Regions from separate parts of the Mus musculus genome. Here region 1 is linked to region 2. The links are chromatin loops, found by intact Hi-C in ENCODE. Cell type or tissue: heart. All regions are shown on one strand. Links, peaks and the distances in the headings refer to the core of each region. The heading gives the core; the rest is flanking DNA.

What was found. Peaks named below come from ENCODE experiments on the same cell type or tissue, not always from the same donor. Only the 100,000 strongest peaks of a DNase experiment are listed, where the experiment ranks them.
Region 1: it touches region 2 in a loop (6-fold over the local background); 2 of 42 quality-filtered maps call a loop at or near these places.

The regions. Positions count from the first base shown.
Region 1 is chr14:122,176,134-122,186,186 of GRCm38, forward strand. Clybl (citrate lyase beta like) reads left to right here and starts at 5,561. Exons shown (of 8, transcript NM_029556.3): 1 at 5,561-5,648. The coding sequence starts at 5,593. In heart, for the core only: a CTCF peak has its summit at 5,760; a DNase peak (open chromatin) is centred at 5,508; H3K4me3 peaks cover 1,459 bases; H3K27ac peaks cover 1,557 bases.
Region 2 is chr14:122,102,036-122,112,088 of GRCm38, forward strand. Tm9sf2 (transmembrane 9 superfamily member 2) reads left to right here and starts at 5,047. Exons shown (of 17, transcript NM_080556.3): 1 at 5,047-5,400. The coding sequence starts at 5,233. A330035P11Rik (RIKEN cDNA A330035P11 gene) reads right to left here and starts at 4,939. Exons shown (of 4, transcript NR_015586.3): 1 at 3,749-4,939; 2 at 2,897-3,406. In heart, for the core only: CTCF peaks have their summits at 2,857 and 5,647; DNase peaks (open chromatin) are centred at 2,956, 3,556 and 5,016; H3K4me3 peaks cover 4,273 bases; H3K27ac peaks cover 3,249 bases.

The sequences.
Region 1 (10,053 bases), core at 1,341-9,340, 75 kb after region 2:
ACCTGGATAATAAGATAAAATGAAGGAGACCCTTCAGGTTGACGACCCTCATGAAGCTGAGCTCACTCACTGGCCCAGGGCCCCAGGCACGCCTTGGCAGTGCAGTGTGCAATACCATTTTCCATGTTTGTGGCTGCCGAGTTTTGTGTTAGTTCTCTGTCCCACACTGTAATAAGAACTCCCGCCGAAGTGCTGCCTGTGTTTTGATCGGGGCAGGCACACAGTGACTTAGTTGCACCACTGATAGCTGGTAGCCTCGGTGGAAGTGGCACCCGGCGCCGTGGGATGCTGTTGGGTAAGACCCTCCGGGTCGTGTGGAATTATCTTTAATGCGCCAGACAAGAAGATTGTTAACCTGCTTATTACCAACACTTTTCTATTACCGTGATAGGGCAGGCAGATGATTGGAGGATTAGCCTGACTCCGACAGACCCCGCAGGCCCTGCCAATCTTGTTTGGAAAGGAGTCAAATCTGTTCATTGCTGATAATAGACAGCATGATAATGCCCCCAGGTTGGCTTGTAAGAAATATGTATCTCACTTTTTTTTTTTTCTTTTAGCAATAGGAGTCAAATTTGGATTTATCCTGATAAAGGAGAGATTTGGGACCTCATGTGATCTAATTGGTCCAAGCTTCTCCTTAATCCCCATTTGTTGACTCTCTGCGCCCCTGTCCACATGGTACAAATGACCCTGCCTCAGGAATAAGCCAGCCCAGCTAACGGAGGCAGCCTTGGTGCTGCTTGCAAGCCTGAGCCTTGGCTTTATTTTCACGTATCCTAAAGAACAAAGCATTTCTTAGACTTGTTGCTGGGTGTTGGGAATGCTCCACCATTTATGTAGCGGTGGTAAGATACCTTCACCAGGCCAGGCGTGATCATGCATCTCTGTGAGCTCAGGCTTAGGAGGAGAGGCAGGCAGAATTCTATGAGGTTTACATTAGTACTCAGGAGAAGTATTTTTCACTCTTATAAGTTCTTCTGTCATTTCATGTATATTTATTTATTTATTTATTGTGTGTGAGTGTTGGTGGGGGTGGGGGGGCACATACTACAGCAGCCATATGGAGGTCAGAGAACATTTGGGAGTAATTCTCTCCTTATACCCTGTGGATCCCAGGAACTGAACTCACTGCCCACACCCCACCTCAAAACAGGGTCTCACTGTATAGCCCAGGCTGGCCTCAAACTCACAGAGATAGCCTACCTCTGTCTCCAGAGTGCTGAGATTAAAGATAGGTACCACAATGCCCAGCGTCTTGTACATGTACTTATTTATAATTTTTTATGAGACAGAGTTTCATGTACCTAGGCTGGCCTCAGGCTCACTATGTGGTTGAGTATGTTGCATTCTTTTAAATCCTTTCCATTTGTTTTCTCTCTGTGTATGTGTTCAGGTGCACGTCTTACCTGTTTTTATTTAAGTGTACTCCATGCATGCATGCCTAGTGTCCACAGAGTCAGAAGACAGCATTAGATCCTTTGACACTGGAGTTACAGATGGTTGTTAGCCACCATGTAGGTGCTGGGAGCTGAGCTCCTATCTTGTGCAAGGGCTCTTAACTGCTGAGCCATCTCTCCAGCCTGTCTTGAACTCAACTCTTCTCTTCTCTTCTCTTCTCTTCTCTTCTCTTCTCTTCTCTTCTCTTTTCTTCTCTTCTCTTCTCTTCTCTTCTCTCTTTCTCCCTCTCTCCCTCTCTCCCTCTCTCCCTCTCTCCCTCTCTCCCTCTCTCCCTCTCTCCCTCTCTCCCTCTCTCCCTCTCTCCCTCTCTCCCTCTCTCTTTGAGACAGGGTTTCTCTGTATAGCCCTGGCTGTCCTGGAACTCACTTTGTAGACCAGGCTGGCCTCGAACTCAGAAATCTGCCTGCCTCTGCCTCCCAAGTGCTGGGATTAAAGGCGTGGGCCACCACACCCGGCTCTTTCTCTCTTTAAAGATCTATTTATTTTATATGAGTATACTGTTAGAGGGCATCAGTTCCCATTACAGACAGTTGTGAGCCACCATGTGATTACCGGGACTTGAACTCTCTGGAAGAACTCTCACTCAGTGCTCTTAACCTCTGAAACATCTCTCCAGTCCCTATCTTGAACTCAATCCTTCTGCCCTCACCTCTTAAGTGCTAGGACTACAGGCATGTGTCTATATCCACTTTATGCACTGGGCATGCTCTAGGCATGGAACCCAGGGCCTCATGCATGCCAGGCAAATCTTTTACCCACAGTGCTACATCCTCAGCTCCTCCACAAGCCTTAAAGTCAGTCTTTAAGAGTCATTCCTTGGTAGAGGAACTCTGAGAAGGTTTCATTTTTACTAGGCACCTCAGGGTCCCCTTGATTCTGCAATCCATTACTGCAAACTTAGTGGCTTAAAACAATGTAACAGTTATTATCTTGCCGTTCTAGAGGCCAGGAGTTCAAAACAGCTCTCATGGGGATAAGTTCAGGTGTTCTTGCAGGTTCTTTGGAATGTGGTAGGGCAGTCTTTGGCTGGCTTCCCAGCTTCTAGGGGTCCCATGGCCTTGACTATGGCCCACCCCAGACTCCATTGTGCTTCTAAGTCTCGTACCTACACTGTGATGTGACTCTCTTGCTTCCTTCTCATAGGAATGCTTATCATGACATTGAGTCCTCCCATGTGACCCAGAATAATCTTCTCACCTCAAGCTCCTTCATCACATATGCTGAGTGACACAATCATAGGTTGTAGCAGTTAGGATGCAAGCAATTTGGAGGCCAGTATTCATCCAACCACAGAAACTGAGGCTGGGGGAGAAACACAGTTGGTAGGGTGCTTGTCTGGTATGCACAAAGCCCTGGGTTCGATTCCCAGCACTTCATGAAACCAACATGACCATAGTTCCAACACTTGGGGAAGTGCAGGAAAGAGCATCGGAGTTCAAGTGCAACTTCAGTTGCATAGTGAGTAAGAGGCCACCCTGGTCAATAGGAGACCACGTCTCAAGAAAACAAAACAACAACAACAACAAAAAAATAAATTACATAGACAAGTACTAGAAGAGCTATGGAGACAAAGCAGAGACCATGGCCTAGAAGGTCTACAAGGATCGGCACCGGCCTTCTGATCATAGGGGATGCTGCAGCGTGGGTTGGAAAATCATGCAGTCAGAAAATCAGACGTCAGGCCTTCCGGAGCAGAAGGGTATTTTAAAGGTTATGTAGTCTAACTTCCTCGACTTAAAGAGTGGGAGCTAAGGCCCGGCCGGCTCGCGATGTGGCCATTAGATATTCTGCATTTGGCCTAAATCTGAGAGACGTCTCTTCCTTTCTCCCCAAGGAGCCAGACGCAGCCATCACCCTTATCAAAGGCAGCGCTGGCCGGGAGCGCGGCTGGGAGGGTTTTGTATCTTAGCAGCAGGAGGCAGCAATGATCTCAGAGCCAAGTTCTATCTGTGCCACTGCTTAAAAACCATTCCACAGAACTTCTAATAGGCTTCTTTCTAAGTGCGCCATTCTGAAGTTTGAAACCAGTGACACCGGCCCGCTCAGCCTTTGAGACTCAACTTTGGTGAGAAAACCCTACATCCGGCCAGACAGCAAAAGGAAGGAAAGAATGGATTGTGATAAAGAGCCTTTGGGGTTCCTAACCAGAGAATAAAGGGCTTCATTTTCCTAATGGGTCTGCCCTTTCCCACTGGAAAGTTATTTAAATGTTACAGCAAACAGTGAGGTTGATCAGATATTTTCAGCGGGCGAATCCTAGGAGGTGTTCTGTAGAACCAATACAAAGCTAGATAGTATAAGACAAACAATGAAGGTTAATTGAGTTTTCACGATAATTACAAGGCCATGTGGTGAAAATATAACTCACTTCTATCTAGGACAAATGTATTTGTGAAACAATGCCAAGATTTCAGCCACTTAGGGCCAGGGTGTAGCTCAGTGGTAGATAGAGCTCCTGCCTGCCTGGCTGAGGCCCTAAATTCTACTCCCGAGTATATTATTAAAAAAGGCATTTAGGCCACTTAAACCTGGGCCCAGGAGGTTCTCAGATCCCTGAAGTTTTATGCCTGCTCTACTTTGCCCTGAAGTCTTTCACCCTCCCAACCCGTCTTCCCCCACTACCTCCCCTCAATCCCTCTGACCCCCTCAGGTGCAAAACTTGCAATAACTCTTTTGTGCATGTAACTGACGCCTTACGTGACTTTTATTGATAAATAAAAACTCAAGGCCGGGCGGTGGTGGCACACACCTTTAATCCAAGTACTTGGGAGGCAGAGGCAGGCAGATTTCTGAGTTCAAGGCCAGCCTGGTCTACACAGTGAGTTCCAGGACAGCCAGGGCTATACAGAGAAACCCTGTCTCAAACAACAACAACAACAACAACAACAACAAAAGTTTTAAAAACTCAAACCCCCAGACCTGTGTTTTTACTGGTGGATGGATGGCCATAGAGAAGTGTAACAGGACAAAGAGTGTGATCTAGTATCTGGAGACAGACAAAGCTTGCCTGCTCAGTCTCTTAGTACAAGATATAGATGTGTAAATTAGAGATGGAATGGGTGTTCCTGATACTGCTTTGTCTCAGGCTCCATTTTGGCGGAACAGACTGGGGCCCGCAGTGGAGACAGGAAAGTGGGATGGTCCTCACTGGGTGCAGGCAGGAGAGGTCCGGGTGGGTGTGAGGGGGCCTCACAGAGGGTTTGAACAGTCTGCCCTGTTGGTATCATAAACTAAGCGATAACTCAGTCTTGCAGATATTCGGCATCTGTGCTGCCACTCTGGCTACAAAGGACTTCTGGGGTCTTTTGTTTTTGTTTTTCGGGACAGGGTTTCTCTGTGTAGCCCTGGCTGTCCTGGAACTCACTCTGTAGACCAGGCTGGCTTCGAACGCAGAAATTCTCCTGCCTCCCAAGTGCTGGGATTAAAGGCGTGAGCCACCACGCCCGTCTGGGGTCTATTTTTTAATCCAGCTTCCGACAACGACTTTGAGTGTCAATTCAGAACAAACGGAACGTAGTGACCACCAAAATCAAAACTGCAGAGGTAGAAGACAGAGGAATGGTGGAGGGTGGAGAGTGGAAAGGACCAGACACTAGGTAGGGCACCACTGGATTAGGAAAGACGACCGATGGCAGCTTCTCTCAGTTTCCGGAGACCCGCAGGCATTGGGAAGGGGCCTGTGTGGGTCCCAAGCCTGCACCTTTTCAGGTAGAGCCCATTTGCTTTGACCACTTTTAGCTTATGCACCATCGCAGGCTCACCGACTGTGTTAGGGGCACGTTGATAATAAAAACAGCAAAAAAGCCCCTCGGAAACCTAAATCTTCTCTGCCAGAGAAAACCCAAGTTTCTCTAACTCGTTTCAGAAGCGGGCGGAGCATTGGGTCACCAAAGCCTCCGCGCAGAGCCGCGCAGGGCTCGCAGAGGATTGGAGTGGCTAACGAGGGCGGGCGTGGTTTTGGAAAGAGAAGCGTTGCATGGGGCCTCGCCAGCAGAAGCAAGGTGGGGCTGAGTCTGGCTGGACTGGCCTGGGCTGTGGCAAGCGGGGGGCCGGGCTAAGCCTGGTAGGGCGGGCGTGGCCGAATCCAGCTAGGCGGGGCGAGGGCGGGGCGTAGGCGGGCCAGTCGGGAAGATGGCGTTGTGCGTGCTGCGGAACACGGTTCGTGGAGCGGCGGCGCTGCCCAGGCTGTGAGTTCAGGTTCTCTGTCCCCGCCACGCGGCGAAGGCGGTAGCCAGAGTGGTCTCTGGAGCCTGCATGGGCACTCTAGCCCGATACCTCTGTGCCTCCGGTCCTTGACCTCTGCCAAGGTCGCTGCGGCTGCTGCCTCCCAGTGGGAGGGCTTTGCGTGGACCCGGGCAATGGGTACAAACGTTACTGGGTTGGCAGGGCTGTCAGCATCTGGCATGTACCGCGCTAACTTAGGGGCGCTCTGGAGTAGCTGAGACGCTCACCCCACCTATGTGAAGCACAGTGGTTCCCAAATGTTGTTCTCTGGACCCACTTACCCAACCAAGAATGACTGAGGGTTCCAAAAAGCTTTTGCCAAAATCTGCTCATGAAAAACACTGAATTTTTTTTAGGTGAAAAGAGCATATATTTTGAAGTTTTCTTTGGTTTAACAAGAGACTTTAAGTCTTACGTCATCAGCTTTGGAGTAGATATTTGAAAAGAATTCCATGACTTGGGGAGTGGAGGCAGGAGGACGCAGGTTAAAGGCTACACTTAATCTACATAGCAAGTTTGAGGCCAGCCTGGCCTACATAGCAATACTAGTTGGTAAAGGAACTGTAGATTGTCACAAACAGTGACCCTCCCTCATGACACTTGCCTATCTGTTAACTGCACGTGTCCTGAGTTCTCCTTTAAGGTGTCTTGCCTATTGTGAGGAAACAGGATCAGAGACTGTCTCAAAGTCCCACGGAGCGATGGAGCCAGAGTTCACAGTTTAGCGTTTTTTACATCTTTTGTGTTGTGCTTCATGATTTACCCCAGACCCATGACAGGACCCATATGGTCTTAGGCACCTCATTTTCTCATCTGTGGCCTTGCACCCTGGCTGGAGGAAAATCACTCCTGGAACCTGAGTGGTGGTAAGGGAGGGGTCCTGGGCCAGCCCAGAGATTCCGTTTCTGAAGTGTGAAAGGACCAGTCCTGACCGCACACAGTCACCACTTCTAATAGGCTTGGAGCTTAGTGTAAACTCCTTTTTATCACCACCACCCTGCCCCCCATACCATGCATCATCTCTATCAAGGGCAGGTACTTGGCTTTAGTGAGCCAATTGTGCTAGTGTGGTCCTAGTAAACCCACCAGAGGATGTAAGTGCTGTCTGGGACCAGTAGGCTACTTCTGGAGGCTCCTTGCTTATTTTCAGAGTGTCTGAACCATTGCTGAGCACGCAGGGGCCATTCAAGACCAGAAATCCTGATCCCTGTTTCTGACCCACCAGCGTTTGCCCTGAGCTCTAGACTGTCATGTTATTCATGCAGTTCTCTGTGGCCATGCTGGATGTATATGAATTACTCCGCTTTCAAGGAAGGGAGCATAACTCACTTGACAGAGCCAAGAAATATAGATGGGAACACACACACCTATCAAAGTTGCTACATAGAACCATCTGTAGCTATTTCTCAAGCTACACATGAGTCCTTAGGACGCTTCCAGGTCTAACACATCACTCAGGGAGCAGTCTAACTTCTTCCTGAGGCTTGTCAGTAAAGCACCGGCCCAACTGTAAGGAAGCTCCTGCTGTCTACCACGCAGGCACTTAATTGTTCAGTCCTAGCAAGCATATGATTTATTAGCCCACACCCATTGGGAAGATGTCCACCCACTAGAAGACAGTGCTTAGACTCCCTCCAGCCTCATGGGCTCCATTTATTCCTAGAGTTGCTTAGGTCAGCACCCTTTTCTTTCTTCAAAGCCCTTTTGTATACAATTGGTGCTTTTCTTGGTCTGCATTCTTTCCAGGTACCCTCTACCCAACAGACGATTTAGTTTTTACATTTACTTTATTTAGTGTGTGTGTGTGTGTGTGTATGAATGTTAGCACGAACATACTGCAGTTTATGTGTGGCGGTCAGAGGATCATTTTCAGGAGTTGATTTTCTTCCACCCTGGGCTCCAGGGATGAAAGTCAGGTTGTCAGGCCTACGTAACATATAGTTTTATTGCTGATCCATCTCATTTAGAGTGTCAAAGAATTTGAGCCATACGGTGTATAGTCTTTTTAGATTGGGTTCTTTAACAATAGGCATATACAATTCCTTCATGTCTCTCATGACTTAATAGCTCAGTTCTTTGTATTGCCAAGTAGTATCCCATTGTGTAGCTATACCACAGTTGGTTTAGACAGTTCGCTGTTGAAGGATATTTTAGCTGCGTCCAGTTTTTGTTGACTGTGCAGAAGTCTTCACATGCGTTTGTGTGTAGACATAATTACTGAGGAATGTGACTGTTGAATTGTCTCAGAAGGCTGTGCTTAGCTTTATGAGAAGACGTCACAGTAGCTGCACCGTCTTATCTGTGAACGAGTGTGTTACTCTGCTGACTCATCGTCTGTCATTGCTGGTTAAAGAACATTCAACAATTCTAACCGGTATGCGGCTGTGGTATCTTGTTTTCGATTTGTTTGAACCTGAAATCCCCTTAGATGATGCTGTGGTGGTTTGGATGAGAGTGGCCCCCAGAGGCTGATATAGTTGAACGTTTGGTCCCCGGGTAGTGGAACTGTTTGGAGAAGATTAGGAGGTGTGGCCTTCTTGGAGGTGGTGTGTCATTGAGGTCAGGCTTTTGTGCTACCTTCCAAATGGTGATTTGCCATCTAGTATATTCATCGTACATATGCCCCAACTATTTTGCCGATTTCTTAATTGTGTTGTGCTCGATACTGTGATACAGTAAGAATGTTTATTTGGTTTCTGTCCCTGTTTCCTGGAACACAACCCTAAACCAATGGACTCTCCTGAGTGACTTGAGTGTTGGGGGCTGCTAGGCTGTGGGGTTCAGCCCTTCTCAGCAAGTTCACGATGTGACTTTAAAGTACACCGGTGCTGATGAGTGTTTTGTCAATTTGACACAAGACAGAGAAGAAGGAACCACAAGATTGGTCCTGTCTGTTCAAGGAAGCTCCCATCAAAATCCAAAAGGCCAGGGTTTGGAGAGCATCCAGGTTGCTAAACTCATGCAGCTTTCTGTAAGGAGGTGTGCTTAGAGAGGGCATAGAAGCTTCCACCCCTCATCCATGCCCTGCCCTGTGTATCCTTCTATCTGGCTGTTCATCTGTATCCTTTCGAAGGTCTCTGATTGTAATCAGTTTCCTTGAGTTCTGTGAGCCCTCCTAGCAAATGAACTGGACCTAAAGAGTGGAGTCTTAGGAACCTCTGACTTATGGTCCGTCAATCAGAAACACAAGGAAAACACCTACAGCTTTTGCTTACATCTTAAGTAAGGGCAGACATGAGGGACTGGGCCCTAATTGTGTGGGCCTGGTACTTACTCTCTCCAGCTGTAAAATGTCAGAGCTGAGTGAAAGGATATCTAGGTGGTGTCTGCATTTCCTGGGTATGTGGAGAGCAGCCCTCCCCACAGAAAGCTGCGTGAGCCTACGGGAGAATGGGGACCCTCTGGTCATTTGCTTACTGTTGAGTTTGCTGTTAGTGTATATCAGCTACAGTCTGTCATCAGATCTGGATTTTGGAAATATTTTCTTCCAGTCTGTGGCTTTCCCCAGCATTCTCTTTAGACTATTTCAAAGGGGAGATATTTCTAATCTGTGGGTCCTGAGAGTTTCCCCTTCCCCTGTTCTTTCTTTTGGAAGGTAAATGCTGCTGTGTATGCATCTCAGATCTATGACCCCTCCAGCTGTTCTAGTCAGTTTGTTGAGGAACCTGTCCTTGCTTCTTCATCCAGCAGCAGTTGGTAGCATCTGTAGGTCTTTATGGGCTGTATGACAATGTTCCCACTGCTTTGCAGGCACTCTCTTTATGACCGTCTTGTCTGCTGTATTGTGATGGCTCTCCTGGGCCTTTCACTTTTCTAGGTAAACTTCAGAATTAGTTCGTTAATTCCACAGGCTAATTTACTGGGATTTGATCAGTATTTCATTGAGTCCATACAGTGAGTCAGAGGAATTAACATTTTAAGAATCTTGAGCCGGGAGTGGTGGCACACCCCTTTAATCCCAGCATTCACTCCGGAGGCAGAGGCAGGAGGATCTCTGAGTTCGAGGCCAGCCTGGTCTACAAAGTGAGTTCCAGGACAGTCAGGGCTATACAGAGAAACCCTGTCTCGAAAAAACAAAAAACAGACAAACAAAAAAAGAATCTTGAGTATTGAGATGGAAGTCATGGCTCAACAGTTAAGAGCACTGGTTGCTCTTGCAGAGAGGACCTGGGCTCAATTTCCAGCACCCACATGTTGGCTCACAACTAGTAACTCCAATTCCGTGGGATCTGATGCCCTCTCTGACCCCCTTGGACACTGCATACACATGATATACAGATATTCATGCTGGCAAAAGATTTATACACATAAAAATAAGCCACTTTAAAAAGTGGAGACATGCCAGGCAGTGGTGACACACACTTTTAA
Region 2 (10,053 bases), core at 776-8,775:
AAGATCTGCCTTTGCCTCCCAAGTGCTGGGATTAAAGGCATGCACCACTACTGCCCATCATTATGAACAATTGGGAGGTAGAGAGAGGAAGAGCTAGGAAGGGGTGACTTTGAGGTTTCAAAAGCAACATATCTCCTCCAACAAGTCCATACCTCCCAATCCTTCCCAAACAGTTCTACTAACTGGGGACCAAGAAGTTAAATATATAATCCTATTGGGGGCCATACTCATTCAAATGGCCACAAAGTCCATTTGGGGACTGCTGTGGTTTGGATTTAAAGCATCTTAAAGGCCGGTGTGTTGCAGACTCCGTGAGCCCAATCATTGAAAGGTAGGTAACTGAACAATAAGAGCTCTCCACGGTAAATGTAATTCCTGGGGGCTTTTCTTCGCCCTTTTGCTCCCAAGTAATGTTGGAGTTTCTACACTTGCTCTAGTCTGTTTTAACCCCCCAAATAAACAACTCGGGGACCTAATAAATGTATTAAAGAGCTGCAGGCACTGCGCTTAGGCATATATTTGTCTATTCTAACCCTCTGTGGCTGCCTACGTCCCAGCCATGTGGTCTTTTACCTGCAATCTGAATCGTGCCCTGGCTTGCCAAGGCTGTTCAATGTGTGTCCCCAACACTGACCTGATCTAGGGTGTGGGGTGAGTAATTTGACAGCATCACTGGGAGGCAGGGGAGCCCTCTGGAGGTGGAGCTATTTAGAGGAAGTAGGTCACAGTGTTTCCGGGAGCTGTATCTTTTCCTGATGTCTCTCTTCTGCTTCCTGCTCTCTTCCACCCTCCCTCCCTGCTTCCTTGCTTCCATGAGGTGAGCAACTCTCTTTCACCATCCCTCTGCCATGCCAAAACCATTGGAGCCCCCCTGATCATGGATTGAAATCTCTGCGAGCATAAGCCAGAATAAACCTGTCCTGCACCAAGCAGTTTTCCCCAGGAATCTTATAGCAATGGGAAACAACGCGATAACTCTAGGATCATCTTTATCTTTTTTGTTTCGCTTTGAGACACGGTCTAGCTAGATAGGTAGTAGACCAGGCTGGCCTAAACTCAGAGGTCTGCCTGCCTCTGCCTCCCACACACTGGGATTAAAGGGATATGCCATCACACCTACCCCATTCTTTATCTTAAAATGAGAGACTTCATAACTTGACTCTGACCTCTTTGGGCAGTGTTTATAGCTAATTTGTTCGAGGCCAATTTTACTTCCAAATTATACTATATAGAGAATAGATTTTTCTCCCCTTTACCCTTTTTATTATTTGGGGTCTGTAATTAATTAACAATTACTAATTAACAAACTGACAGAAAAAGATATTTATTCATGTTTTTATGTGTATGGGGCTTCACAGAAAAGAAATGAAAACCAAAAGAAGCCATTGTTCTTTCAGGGACATTTCCTGTTTTAACAGCAGCCATGCATTGTATAGAGGTGACTAGTTTAAACAGGTTTTGATCCACAGGCAGTACAGTGGGGCAGCAATGAGGAAATGTGTGGTAGATTAGAGTTGATTGCTACAGTTTATCATATATATATATATATATATATATATATATATATTTTAGTATTGTTTCAAGTCTTTTTAGTTGGTGGGGTGGGTGCTTCTGATTCAAATAATCATGGACCTAACACATGCTAGGTCAACACTATACACTAAGACTCCCTCCTTTTTTTTTAAACTTCTTGAGACAGTTTCATTACGTTTCCCAAGCTGTTCTCAGACTCAGGGATCTGCACCTTAGGCAGGTCTTCAACTTGTGATCCTTGTCTCAACCTCCCAAGGAGATGGGGTTGCAGGCCTCGCCCAGCAGGCTCTCCCCCTACTTCTATAAAGGCAAATCTCTATTCTGCTTAGACACAAAAGAGGACCATCTTGTGCACACTAGTTTTCTGCTGCCTTTAACGCAGTGTTGTCTTTTATGCCCAAATGGAATATTTTGGGTATGATATTCTGACCTGTCATTGATGATATACTATCAGGAAATGAAGATCTAGATTTTTTTTCCCCTTCTAAAGAAAATCTCAAAGACTCTTTCATTTACAGGCACATAGCTAGTAAAATCAATGCACGTTCTTTTCAAGTATAAGGCACTTTCCTATCAGTTTACCCTCCACCCATGTGTAGGATGGCCAAGTAATATACTTGTATTTCCTGTGTATTATTTGATTGAGCATCTGAAATTAAAACATTAATGGGTACCTGTATATTTGTTAAATCTGGCCATCTCATTCATATAGTGTGAGAAATTCAGAAAAACAGACATCTAAATTATTTCAGCAGAAAAGTGTGTGTGGGGGGGGGAGAATTTTCGATTTTAACTGTGGCAAATCATACATAATAAAATTTATCATCTTAACCATTTTGAGTATAAAGGTCAGCGTATATTGAATTGTTCATTGCTCATCTGACCGTTTTCGTCATCCATATCCATGGTTAACAAAAAAAACAAAACAAAAATCAAACCAAACCAAAGAAGCCCTTTTCGCTGGGCAGTGGTGGCGCACGCCTTTAATCCCAGCACTTGGGAGGCAGAGGCAGGTGGATTACTGAGTTCGAGGCCATCCTGGTCTACAGCGTGAGTTCCAGGACAGCCAGGTTTCTCTACCCTGTTGGAAAAAAAAACAAACAAAAAAGCCCTCTCTTTCCTCAGCTTCTCCGAATTGTCAAATGCCGTGTGGAACATAGAAAAAAAACATATTCCTCAGGTTTTGCTCCAGTCAGAGTTATCAGTAGTCTGAAAAAAGTTGCGTTTTTCCCTTTAATCTAGTCGGGAAGAGCCTCACCAACCAGGAGCTGGCTACCCAGAGTTGGAAAGCTTCGCCCCGCCCCCGCCCACCCCGCCCCCTCCCGCCATCAGGTAACCTAGGGAACCGCAGGTGAGGCGTTACCCAGAAGAGGCCGGATCCGGAAGTAGGGGTCGCCCCGCCCACCAGCCAAGAAGCGGCCCAGCACGGTGACGTGTCGTTGTAGGAGTTGGCTTTACTCGCCGTGCGTACACCCAGTTGGAGCTCTGAGCGAGTCAGCTGTCTGGAATCCCGATGTCGTTTTCATTCTCAAAGACTCCAGTTGTCCGGGTTTTTAATTTACTTTACCCAGAGTGTTGAGGCTGTCAGGTCTCGGGGCAGGAAGCACCAGGTCACCGTGGGTTCATCACTGAGTATCCCAGGCCATCCTGGGAAGTGATTCTCGGTCTTAAGCTTGTGGTGGTCTGTGAAAGCGAGCGGGAAACCCTGGGAACCCTCAGGCGTTAGCACCGCAAGTCTGCGACCCTAAATTCAGGTCTAGAACCTGTGTCCTCCGGCGACCAGGGCCGAGCGAGCACTTCTAGTTTGCTTCGCCTTCGTCTCTCCAGGCCCTGCTGTAGAGTTGGAAGATGCAGAGACCAGGCCCCTGCAGCCCTGGGAAGTGAGACAGTGAACAATAAACACGATCGTTTCCGAAATTGGTAGACACCGAGGAGCAGCGGTGGAAATGGGGGACACCTACATTCTACATTATCCCTCTTAGCACAAGTAGAAGCTGGGGAGACCTACAGAGTGGCCTAGCGTGGTAGGTAGGAGCCTAGAGACCACCAAAAGAACTCAGTGGCACAGCGAGCAGCATGCCAGCTATGGACAGTGAGATTGTCACAGGTAGAAAAAAGTAGTAATGGCAAGGTTGGAGCGGGAGCTACGGCAGTGAAGGTCTAGTTTGGTATTATCAGAAAAATAGGTAAGGTGTGTGGGGGGTGTTAATCCTACCTCTTTATATTTGGAGACAGCTGCTTCCTTTTTCGACAAAGGGCGTTGTCTTGACTTAGCCCAAAGTTCAGTATGTGCATGTATTTGAGATGGTGTGCGCTGATGGACACGCCTCCTTTTGTTATAAAAGTGGTCAGGACCGCCTGGGACAACTACTATATCACCTATTTTTTTGTGATATAGTATTTTTTAACTTAATCTTTACCACTCTTTGAGAGGGTGAGCACCCTTGTCTTCTCTTCTAACTTTCATTTCTCCAGTGATGAACCCATGCCCAGAGGCACATCGCTAGATCACAATGTTCCAAAGCCAGGACGCTCAGCCAGTACAAATTACCTTTGATGTTAAAGCTCTTTTTAGGTATGTCAGTAGTTCTTTCTGTAGGTGCTAGAGCCATTGAAAATCTGGTTAGTTGTAAACTTTGGGGAAGGGAGCAATATATGAGCACACAGAAAAAATTTAATAGCATGAGACTACAAACTTTTTTGAATTTACCTATTTTCTGAATTTGCCTTTTCTTGAATTTGGGGGTTACAGTCATCCAGGACTGTGTTTTATATTCTAAGATGATGCACTTGGGGAAGAATTCGGTTGAAGTCTAAAACTCCATGGGCTTTTTATGCTAAACTTTTCTCCTCCTTGAGCATAATGCTTGCGCACTAACACAGAGACATAACCATTTCCCATTATCAATGGGAAAAGCTATGCACCTTGTCGAAGAGTAATAATGCCGTAATAGTCTTCCTTAACACGACTGCTTTGCTTAACTAAGCCCCGGTATCTTCATTGCAACCTGCCATTGCTACTTTATATTTACTACCCTCTCTCATCTATCTCATTTCGACTTTCTGAAAGATATGTTTGTTGTGTGCACACTTCTCCCACACAAGAATGTCCCAGCATTTCCGATGCTTAGGAATTATTCTTGCAAATAACCTCTAAGAGCTGTTTAAAGATTTACGAACCGCTCTTTCCATTTGTTCCCTTACCCTGGCCCCAACTAGGTAACCCCTGAGCTCTGCCTCATCGACCAACTCGGTCTCCATCAGAAAGTACTTGGTTCATCAGTCCTGAGCGGACTGACGGGTATGAGGTGACAGAGGGCAGAGAAGAGGTGCGCCCGAGAAGCGCGGCGCTCTGGAGCGCCACGGTGGAACCTGGAACCCGACTGTGGGTGCCGGAAGCGCGCAGGCGGAAGTCACCCAGATCCCGGAACGCGGATCTCTTGGCCGCCCCGCCCGGAAAGAGCCCGCTGCGCTTGCGGCGCCGGCACTGAGCATGTGCGTGCGGCCCCGCGCATGCTCCGTGGAGGCCCGCTTCGGTTTCTGTCGCGGGGCCCGCGGTGTCTCCTAGCGTAACCGGAACTAGCCGTTGCGGGCCGGCCTTCTCTGCGCTCGGGCCTTGAGGTGATCTCCGAGCGCCCCGGACCCCTCCTTCCTCGCCGTCCCCCTCGGCTCGGCCGCTCGCCTCTCACAGCCGCCGGCATGAGCTCCAGGCCGCCAGCGTCGCCGCCAGCGCAAGGCTCCAGGTTGCTGCTGCTGTCGCTGCTCCTGCTAGGGACGGTCCCAGGCCCGCGCCCGGGAAGCGCCTTCTACCTGCCCGGCCTGGCGCCGGTCAACTTCTGCGCCGAAGAGAAGAGCAACGAGTGCAAGGTGGGGGAGGCCTGTCGGGCTGCGCGCCGCGGTGGGAGCGGGGTCTAGGAGCGGGGTCAAGGAGCGGGAAGGGGCGTAGCTGTGGGTGGGGTCGCATTTCGAGCCGCGACGGGACGGGGGCCTGCGGACCCCGGGTGGTCCCCGCGGGCTCGTCGCTGCAGCTCGGGGCGCTTTGCCCGGACCCCGGCGGCTTGCGGAGCGCCCTTGGACTGGCCTGCACGCAGGTACGCGGTGACCCGATGCCCACACGGGGCGCTCCCAGCCGAGCGACAACTTCCAGTAACTTAATTTCGTAGCTCACTGTTTTATTGCACTTTCCTAGAACTCCTGGTCATGACGGCTTATTCTCTCTAGGACTTTGATACCGAACTTCAAGAATACTAGTTGATCATTTAACCTGTGGATTGTGACGCATTCTAACCCTCCTTGAAAACCGCGTTAATAAAGACTAGTTGTAGTTAAGTTTAGTCCCTGGCCTTTAAATTTTTTTTTAAGCTATAAAATTTTTAAGAGACCCCCAAATGGGTTTCTCCGCGATGGCTTTAAACACTTAAAAAGCAGCAGAGAGCGGGAGAAAGAACCTGCCTTGAAAATGTTGGTTTCGTAGGCCATCCGCCCACACGTTTTTCAGTTTACCAGCTGAAAGCAGCTTTTAGGTATCAGGTGTAGAGCATCACAATACACCATTATTTCGTAAAGTTACTAAAACTTAACCATTTGGAGGATCCAGGGCCTCTCAGAAACCGTTAATTTTAATACTTCAAATAATGGTTAAGAAAACGTTTACACTTTTTATTTACTAAAATTTTAAGCTGGTGTTTATTTTATGACTCTTAGCTATACCACAGTTGTGAATTTTGAGGTTGTTTTAGAGTATTAGGGAGGCTATTAAAGTTTTCATGGCATTTTGCAGCTTCTCTTTAGGTTTGTGGGCTATCCTGTGTGGCGTTAACATGGTCACTACAGTTTTAGAAAGAAACAAACGTGTATCTATGACACGTAAGTCGTAGAGGGTTCAATAATGCCTACCAATCGGTAAGATTCACCCAGGCACACAGTCCATTAACTGTGGTACCCGGAAAAGCAGGAACTTCTGCCTCCTTCTAGAGAGTTCTGACCTAAAGTGAGATCCAGTCTTACAGGCACACTGAATTTTTCTGTTAAATATTTCAGAAGCCAACCTTTATAAACAAGTACTTGGTCTGTAAATGAACAGTGAATGTGTGTTGTATTCGTAATTTCTTAGAGAAATACATTCCTGGCTCCTCCATCAGCCACTGGAGAACAGAGGCTTATTAATAAAATCTGATGTTACGAAAGGTATGGTCCACATACCTAGAGAGCATAGATGAGGAAATGTTTGTGGATTAGAGTCTTCTGGAGAAGCAGCAGAGATGTGACACTGGACACGGACTTTAGAGAGAAGTGTGAGTGGATTTGTGGGTGATTTGTGTTGTCTCACAAGGTCTTTAAGTGTCCTTTTGAAGTTTCTGATCCTTTGAGGGTTTGACTTAGATAGGTGTGGGGATGAAACAGGCAAGACAGATCATATTCTGGATGTTGGCTTGCTGTCCTTGTTCTCAGCTACTCCGTTAGCAGTAGGAAGAGGGCAAATGTCCCTAGGCTCTTCTCTAACTAGCTGGCGTGGAGACTTAGACATCTTCCCTTTTCTCTCAGTAGGGAGCTATTCTGCTTAGTAAACAGTTTAAATTTTTATTCCTGCGGTCAAGATGGTAACTTTACAAACATCCCTTCCCTCTTTTCCAAACAGAAATTTACCTCACAGTTTGGGAGGCTGAGAAATCAAAGTTTTAGGTGCTCACAGATTTAGGGTCTGGTGAGGATTCATTTTCTTCCTCGTCCATGTGTATGTATGCCTCATGTGGTGGGAGGGATGAAAGAGCTTCTTTAGCCTATTTTTTGAGAACACTAAACCATTCATGAGAACTCTGTCCCCAGGACTTGGTCATCCCTAAAAGGCTTTCCTTCATAGTACCATTGCCTAAGGGTCTACTTTTTCAATACAGGAACTGGGGACAGGAGAACATAAACATACCACTCCATATTTCCTGAGGGGACAAGAGTGAGCAGAGAGGTCCTTGATGCTGTTGATATGATTTCTGGTTCTTTCCCCACCTCTATAACACAGGAATAATTATGTTTGCTTATGTGTTTCCCTTGAAAGGTATTTCAGATTTCTTAGGAGAAACACTGTCTTTTACTGGTTGAGTGCAGAATGAAGCAGGTGTAGCTCAATGCAATGTGTGCAGCACCGCATAGTCTTATAGCTTCTGCTATGAAGTCCTCATCCCACATTAACTTGGTATGGATTGCCTGATGATTTCACTATTTTGTTTCCTTAAAATTGTTGTATAAGCCTTTGGTGTCTGGGTACACCTTTAATCCCAACACTCAAAGACAGAGGCAGGTTTATCTCTTTAGTTTATGGCCAGCCTTGTCTACATAATGAGCTGTAGGACAGGGCTATGTAGAGAGACCTTTTGTCTCAAAAGCAGTAACAACAACAACAACAAAGTTTTATGTTTAATTTTCTGACAGAGAAATATGAGTTCATTAAACCTAAAATCCTATTTATGTTCTTCTAACTTCTGATATATGGTCTTCGCCTTTGTAAATGAGTTTTGTGATTTACTCTTTTTTTTTTTTTTTTACATAATACCATTACATGTGCATACATTTAAATATCCGTGTAGTCATGAAATGTCCATTCTTTTATTTGTTAGACATGGGAATATTTTATTCTTAACACTCTGCTGTCTGTGGGCTTGCTTAACCATTTATGCTTGCCAGGCATTAGATTGGTTCTAGCATTTCTCTGTTGTAATCAGGAATTATTTGTGCATTCTTTTTAAAGATTTATTTTTAATCATGTGTGTCTATGTAGATGCATATAAGTGTGGGTTGCCTACAGAGGCCAGAAGTGTCAGAAGTTACAGGGTGTTCCAGATAGCAGGTGCTCCATTTAGTATAAAAGTTTTGATTCCTTCAGTTAGTTGCCATGTGCTGGTTAGTTTTGGACTGAGTGTCCTTGCAGTGTCAAATGATTAAGGATAGTGACAGTTCACCTTCATGCTTTTAACTGTTAAGTATTTGGCTCCTCAGTGTCAATTCAGACATAAGAACTAAAACAGCATAAGCTTTCAGAACGTTGGATACATTTTTACTGCGTAATATAGAGACCGTATTCTTTTTTAAAACTTATTATTTACTTTACATGCCAGTATCAGCCCCTCCTCCTCCTTCCAGATCCTTCCTTCACGCAGATCCTCCCTCCACTCCTCCCTTTCCTTCTCCTTTGAGAAGGGGGAGCCCCCTCTGGGTATCTCCACTCCCCAGAACCCCTAACACATGGAGTCACTGAAGGACTAGGTGCAGCCTCTCCCACTGAGGCCAGACATTGTGATCCAGTTAGGGGAATGGGATCCACTTGCAGGCAGGCAGGAGATTCAGGAACAGCCCCCGCTCCGGTTGTTGGAGGACCTGCATGAAGACAAAGCTACACATCTGCTACGTATGTACAGGAGGCCTAGTTCCAGCTTGTGCTTGCTCTTTTGTTGGTGGTTCAGTCTCTGGGAGCCCCCAAGGGTCCAGGTTAGTTGACTCTGTTGGTCTCCTGTGGCGTCCCTGTCCTCTTCTACTCCTAGCAGTGAGGGATATGGATCCTGGAAAGTCCACTTTCTGTGGCCAAGCAGGACTCCCAATGGTGGGATAAGGACAGCAACCCACCCACAAAACCTTGTACCCAAAATGTGTTCTGCTTACAAGATGTACAGGGACAAAAATAGAGACAGAGGGAATGGACAACCAGTGACTGGCACAGATTGAGACCCATCCCTAGGACAAGCACCAATCCCTGACACTATTAATGATACTTGCTATGCTTGCAGACAAGAGACTAGCATAGCTGTCCTCTGAGAGGCTCTACCCAGCAGCCAATGGAAAGAGATGGAGAGACCCACAGCCAACATTAGATGGTGCTGGAGAAGCCTCATGGAAGAGTTGGGTGAAGGATTGAGAGATCATACTCTTAGGGGAATGGGGCTGACAGGATGGTTCAGTGGGTAAAGATACTTGCCACCAGCTGGACTTGATGGTGCACACCGTTAATCTCAGTGCTTGGATGGCAGAAGCAGGCAGATCTCTGAGGCCTTGTTGTGTGCAGAGTGAGCTCCAGGTCTACTTAGGCCCTGACTCAAAAAAACAAAACAAAAGATACTTGCCAACAAGTTGACAATCTGAGTTCAGTCTTTGGGACCCACATGATGGAGAGAACCTACCCACGAAAGGTGTCCTTTGACCTCCACATGCTCACATGGCATGTACACATTCACACATACATGGGGGGAGTGAGTGGGGGAGACAGAGATGAAATTTGAGATTGTCTTTGTTGTGCTGTAAAGAAAAATGACCAACTCTACCCTCTAGTGGCTAATGACAGACAGCAAGGCTCAGATGCATTAGCTGGGCAATCATGATAAAATGACAGCTTACGCAGTCACCTTCCTTTCTTGGTAGTTATTTTCAGAAGCTTTCTGTAAATTGTGTATGTTATTTTAGGAGCAGTTGCCTTCAAACATGGACTGAGTCAGATTTAAGAAGGCAGTCTGTGTGCTGCTCTGAACAGATGCAGAA